Regions from separate parts of the Homo sapiens genome. Here region 1 is linked to region 2. A link is an interaction called in ENCODE POLR2A ChIA-PET data of the cell type or tissue named here. Cell type or tissue: OCI-LY7. All regions are shown on one strand. Links, peaks and the distances in the headings refer to the core of each region. The heading gives the core; the rest is flanking DNA. Region 1 overlaps LINC02078 (long intergenic non-protein coding RNA 2078). Region 2 overlaps TIMP2 (TIMP metallopeptidase inhibitor 2).

The links. Peaks named below come from ENCODE experiments on the same cell type or tissue, not always from the same donor. Only the 100,000 strongest peaks of a DNase experiment are listed, where the experiment ranks them.
Region 1: POLR2A ChIA-PET joins it to region 2 with 6 read pairs; 2 of 35 experiments call an interaction of 5 or more read pairs at or near these places.

What each region holds. Positions count from the first base shown.
Region 1 is chr17:79,711,325-79,714,223 of GRCh38, reverse strand. It overlaps LINC02078 (long intergenic non-protein coding RNA 2078), which reads right to left. Exons shown (of 2, transcript NR_109783.1): 2 at 1,907-2,899. It also overlaps the pseudogene LOC124904133. Among named protein-coding and RNA genes, the nearest start is that of LINC02078, 5.5 kb to the right of the region's middle. RefSeq lists an enhancer at 2,536-2,899. In OCI-LY7, for the core only: no CTCF peak of the experiment used is centred there; a DNase peak (open chromatin) is centred at 1,683; H3K27ac peaks cover 1,206 bases.
Region 2 is chr17:78,915,728-78,918,626 of GRCh38, reverse strand. All of the region lies in intron 1 of TIMP2 (TIMP metallopeptidase inhibitor 2), which reads left to right. Among named protein-coding and RNA genes, the nearest start is that of TIMP2, 8.2 kb to the left of the region's middle. RefSeq lists enhancers at 1,375-2,070, 2,071-2,766. In OCI-LY7, for the core only: no CTCF peak of the experiment used is centred there; no DNase peak of the experiment used is centred there.

The sequences.
Region 1 (2,899 bases), core at 173-2,672, 800 kb before region 2:
GGCCGGGGCCAGGGGAAAGAGGAGAGGAGAGAGCACGGGGGTCCTGTCCCCTTGAGGCTGCCGTGCAGGGGCTGGCTGCATTCTGAGGCTGGAGGAACAGCTCTGCCTTGCAGAGAATTAGCACAGCCTGCCTGTCCGGCCGCTTCACTGTGGGTTGGCTCCCGTGCCATTGAGGATGGCGAAGGGGGAGGAAGGGTGGTGATGAGGGAGGGAGGGTCCTGATGTACCACCTGCTCCCAGATGGCCAAGGTGACCCTCCCCAGCGTCCCCGAGCTTCGCAGGCATGTAGGGGAGCCTCGGAGGGCACATCCGTTTGCTGTTTCTGCTGTTACACGTGACCACAAACTTAGCGGTTTAAAACAATGCAAATGTATTTATTTTTCCTCTTTTTTCCCCATGTAAGACAGGTAACGTGCCACTGTTCTAAAGACGTTTCACGTCCCACGCAAGAGTGTGAAAACCCCCTCATCACACATATCAGCCACAGAAGGATCAAAACAATGCCAATTTATTATTTTAGAGTTCTGGGGGTCAGAAGTCCCATGGGGCCGCGCTGGGCTAAAGCCAGGGTGTCAGCAGGGCTGGCTTCTTCTGGAGGCTGGGGGCAGATCCGTCTCCTGGCCTTTCCCGGCTTCTGAAGGCCACCGCGTTCTGGGCCTCAGTCCCAGGCTGGGGCGTCACCACACCCTCTGCTTTCGAGCCACGTCTGCTCTGACCCCCGCCTCTCTCTCACAGGGGCCCTTGTAATGCCATTGGGTTCACCTGCATGATCCTGGGGAGTCTCCCATCGCAGGACCCTCGGTCACACTGGCAATGTCCCTTTTGCCATGAAAAGTCACCCATTCACAGTCCCGGGATTAGGATGTGGGCCTTTTGGGGGGCACCATTCTGCCCACTGTGGAGGGTGTGTGGGAGCGACCAGACCTCAGGGGGGCTGTCATATTGACCTCATCCCCAGCACAAAGTCCAGGAGGGCTGGCGTGAGGTGTCCAGGATGCTGGAGCTTGGTGGGGGCTGCACAGGGACTCTGCTCAGGCACCCAGCCCCAGCGTGAGGGGCCCATGGCTGTGGGCGCAGCAGCCACAAGGGAGAAGCAATGGCCCCCTCGACTTTCCTTCCCTAAACTCGGATCCCCTGAAACAGAGAGGTGAGGCTCAGGGGTGAAGGGCAAGCAACTTCTGCAATAAGATTTCCATGATGCCTGATCATGTCTGTAAGAGAAAGGTTATGTCTTTCTTCATTTTTGTTTATTTTTTGAGACAGAGTCTTGCTCTGTCACCCAGGCTGGAGTGCAGTGGCTTGATCATAGCTCACTGCAGCCTCAACTTCCCAGCCTCAGGCAATCCTCTCTCCTAGGTCTCCCAAGTAGCTGGGACTACAGGCATGTGTCTTGGGAGGCAAATTTTTTTTTTTTTTTTAAGAGACGAGGGTCTCACCATGTTGCCCAGGCTGGTCTCGATCTCCTGGCCTCAAGCAATCCTCCTGCCTTGATATCCCAAAGTGCTGGGATTACAGGCATGAGCCACCATGCCTAGTCTCTTTTCAAAAAAAAAATTTTTTTTTTTTTTGAGTCACAGTTTCACTCTTGTTGCCCAGGCTGGAGTGCAATGGCACGGTCTTGATTCACTGCAACCTCCGCCTTCCGGGTTCAAGCAATTCTCCTGCTTCAGCCTCCTGAGTAGCCGGGATTATAGGCACCTGCCACCACATCCGGCTTATTTTGCATTTATTTTTATTTTTAGTAGAGATGTGGTTTTACCATGTTGGCCAGGCTGATCTTGAACTCCTGATCTCAGGTGATCTGCTCACCTCGGCCTCCCAAAGTGCTGGGATTACAGGCGTGAGCCACCGTGTCTGGCCTCAAAATTTTTTAATGTAAGTTTTCAAATAAACTCACACACGTGATCAGTGATCACCACACATACTTTATCGATAATCGCCACACTTGTTTCATGCATTGCTGTTGTCTTTCTCTTTGCTTTTCCCCTGTGGCTGAAGCACTTTCCATCCTGTAGCAAAAACGTTCTGAAATTTTCTTCCTATGAACTTCAGGTTGCAAGGCGCCAAGTACGGGAAACTCTGGAACACACTTGCGGTTCCCTTAGGGCAATGTTCAAATTAACAGTCATTCCTTGGCACCCGCTCAGGCCCCATCCAGAATCACATTCCCCTGATTGTTTGCTTACGTCCATCAGATGGAACACACAGGTTCCTAACAAGGCCCAAAGTTTAAGTTTTGTGGTGGCGCCTCTTGAACCTCTCTTACTCTAGATCAGGCGCCGCCCCCGACCCCCATTGCTCCTCCCACCACTTGTGATTTGTTGCAGAAACCAGATCAGCTGTCCTGCAAATGTGTGGCCTATCGCGCTGCTGTTTGCCTCTCTGTGGTGTCGCCTCGCCCCGTGTCTCCTGCAAATGGAAGCTGTGCCGCAGAAACGCCCTTAGATTCAGGCTCATCTTTCTTTGCCAGAAGCCTTCGTGGGCAGAGCTGTGAGAGCCACATGGAAGCACCTGTAATGCTAAGTGTGCCCTGTGGGTCCAGGTGGCCATCGCCCGGACCCACCCTCTGATGCTAAGTGTGCCCCGTGGGTCCAGGTGGCCATCGCCCGGGCCCACCCTGAGATGCTAAGTGTGCCCCGTGGGTCCAGGTGGCCACAGCCTGGGCCCACCCTGTGATGCTAAGTGTGCCCCGTGGGTCCAGGTGGTCATAGCCCGGATCCACCCTGTGATGCCCTAGTTTTGTCATTACTGATCTCATCCATGACCCTTGCGAGAAATACTTATGTCATGAGAGGTGGCAAAATCATGGTTTCTCTCATGATCTCATCTCCTTCACAATGAGTAGCTGAAATTGTTCTGTTAAAAACAACAACGACAAAAAAGGCTGGGCACGGTGGCT
Region 2 (2,899 bases), core at 126-2,625:
AGGCTGACCACCTCAGTGTCGGGGGGTGGAGTAAGCAGGCAGATGAGCTGCCCTGAGATTGCTGGGAGGAGGGAAGGCGGGCAGACCCAGACTTCCCAATGGAGAGATGGTCAGGAGCATGGATGTCTCAGAGTGGCAGGCAGGATGAAGCTGGTGTCCCCAGGACCTCCCAGGGCCCACCTGCCTGGACCCCTGCAGCCTGTGCCCTGACGCCCTGGTGCCCTCGTGCATTTGCTGGGACGTGGCTGTGCAGCGGCAGAGGGAAGGGCACAGAGACCCCGCCCCGATGATTCCCACCTTACAACTGAGGGCTGAGCTACTCCCCAGTCAGCCAGGTCAGACTGGAGCCCAGGGAAAGCTTCCGGAGCCCCAGCAAGTCAGGTTGAGAGTGTGTTTACGCTAAGAAGCAAATTGAGGAACAGTCTTTATAAAAGAGGGGTCCTAACCCAGAGTGTGTGAACACCCAGCCAGAGATAGGCCTGGCGGGTTTGGGGGTGGTCACAAGCCCGGAAACTGTAAGTGAAGTTGTGTGTGTGTGTGTGTGTGTGTGTGTGTGTGTGTTTGTGTGTGCACGCGTACGTGTTTTTTTTGTGGACAGTGGCAGCCGCCAACTTCTCAAAGGTGCCTGTGGCCCTCCAAACGTCAAGTCACTGCCATTTAAAAGGAGTCTTTTTATAGGTTTCGAGTCTTCTGTTTCTTGTGAGTATCTGCCTAGTCTCGGAGCTGAGCGATGGTAACGATCTTGCCTTTCTCTCCTCTTCCACCCTCATTCTGCACTCGGCCGCCCTGGGCAGCCAGGATCCGCTCAGACACTACCACCACGAGGGGAGTCCGAGGCAGACCTGTAACCAGCTCTGGGGAAAGGATGCCATCAGTGTCCTTTGGCCTCCTAGCTGGTCTCAGGGATGGCTCCAAAGACCTGGGAGGTTCTGTGGTTGTCTTCCATGGGGAAGACGTCCTTGGTAGACGGCAGCTGCTCTTTGATCTCAAACTCTGATCACAGCTGGACCACACATGGCCTGAGGGAACTCCAGACCTCACCAGTTAGGAAGGGCCTGGTGTCTATGTCTTAGATACCTGCTTCTTACAGAATTTATTCACTTAAGTGTTTTTATATTTTGTTTTACAATAGAATTTGGGTGCCTACCGTACACAGAAATACTATGGCAAGTGTGTCAAGGAATTATTTAGTTTTCTGAGACGGAGTTTTGCTCTGTCGCCCAGGCTGGAATGCAGTGGTGCGATCTTGGCTCACTGCAACCTCCGCCTCCCGGGTTCAAGCAATTCTCCTGCCTCAGCCTCCCGAGTAGCTGGGATTACAGGTGTGTGCTGCCATGCCCAGCTAATTTTTGTATTTTTTTTTTTTTTTTTTTTTGAGACGGAGTCTCGCTCTGTCGCCCAGGCTGGAGTGCAGTGGCGGGATCTCGGCTCACTGCAAGCTCCGCCTCCTGGGTTCACGCCATTCTCCTGCCTCAGCCTCCCAAGTAGCTGGGACTACAGGCGCCCGCCACTACGCCCGGCTAATTTTTTGTATTTTTAGTAGAGACGGGGTTTCACCCTGTCGGCCAGGCTGGTCTCAAACTCCAAAGCCATGGTGCCCATCTTCAAGGAAGTGAGCGCAGGAATGCGAAGATCATCTTGCAGGCTGCACCTCTTGCTAGAGACTCTTACCGAGGTTAGGACACTGTTGAGATTGTGGGCCCTGAGGGGTGGATCTTATCAGAGCTAAGATAAGCCCCGAGGAAAGGTCCTGGGGTGGGTATGGGGAGCCCAGGGTGGCTGTGGTAGAGAGTGTACCACAGGGGGACAGAGTCATTAGAACAAAGTATGGCCAGGCTTGAGCCCAGGTGGAGCAGCAAAGCCTGGAGGCCCGGCAGTGGGACCTGGCAGTGGGACTCCGGGGAAGGCTTTATGGCCCCTGCACTGGGGGAGAGGGGGCAGACAGGAGGGGGATGACACTGAGGAGGAAGGTGGTGTTGAGAGGCTCGCAGTTACCAGGGGAGCAGAGCTCCCACCTGCACTGGGGAAGACCCAGGAGATGGAAGGCAGGCCCTGAGCGGGGCCATGGGTCGCGGGCAGACACAGGAGATGCCTCTGGAGCTTGACCCAGTGCCTGGGAGCCAGATGCCCTCTAACCTGGTCAGGAGCTCAGGCGGGTAGAGGTCTCTGTTGAGTTCTGCTGGAATCTGGTGACCAGAAAGTCTCGGCGAGAGGGATTTGAGCTAGAACTTCAGCAGACAGTGGAAATTGTGTAACGGGGCCTTGGAGGGAACAGGAAACGGAGCATTGAGGGGGAAGGGAGCCAGCAGTAGCGAGGGGAACTGACATTCATAGCAAACAGGGTGAGCGGGGGTCAAATGCTGGCCCCAGATTGAGTCCAGCAGAGCGATCCGGGACAGGTGGCCTCTCTCTGCCCCCACTTCCACACCTCCAAAAAGGAGAGGCGAATTTCCTGCCTCCCAGGAAGCTCTCGGAGCTAGTGGGGGACACCAGCTCTTTCTGCATCAAACCCTGGCTCTCCCTGTCTTTGTGTTCTTGTTCCTCCCCACCCCGCCCTGAGGGAGGCCTGGGAGCAGCCAGGGAGGTGAATCATGACATGGTGATAATGACTATGGCAACAATAACAGCTGGCAGAGGTGCCAAGGGCTTGGAGGTATGTTCTTGCTCTTCACTAGTGTCAACCCATTTCCTTCCCTATCCTCATCCCCATTGTACAGACGATCCAACGGAGGCACAGGCCCACTAAGGAACCTGCTCAGGGTTAGCTGGCTAGGAAATAGCAGAGTAAAAGAAGAGATGGTTTTTAGGCCGGGCACGGTGGAATCATGCCTGGAATCCCAGCACTTGGGGAGGCCGAGGCATGTGGATCGCCTGAGGTCGGGAGTTCAAGACCAGCCTT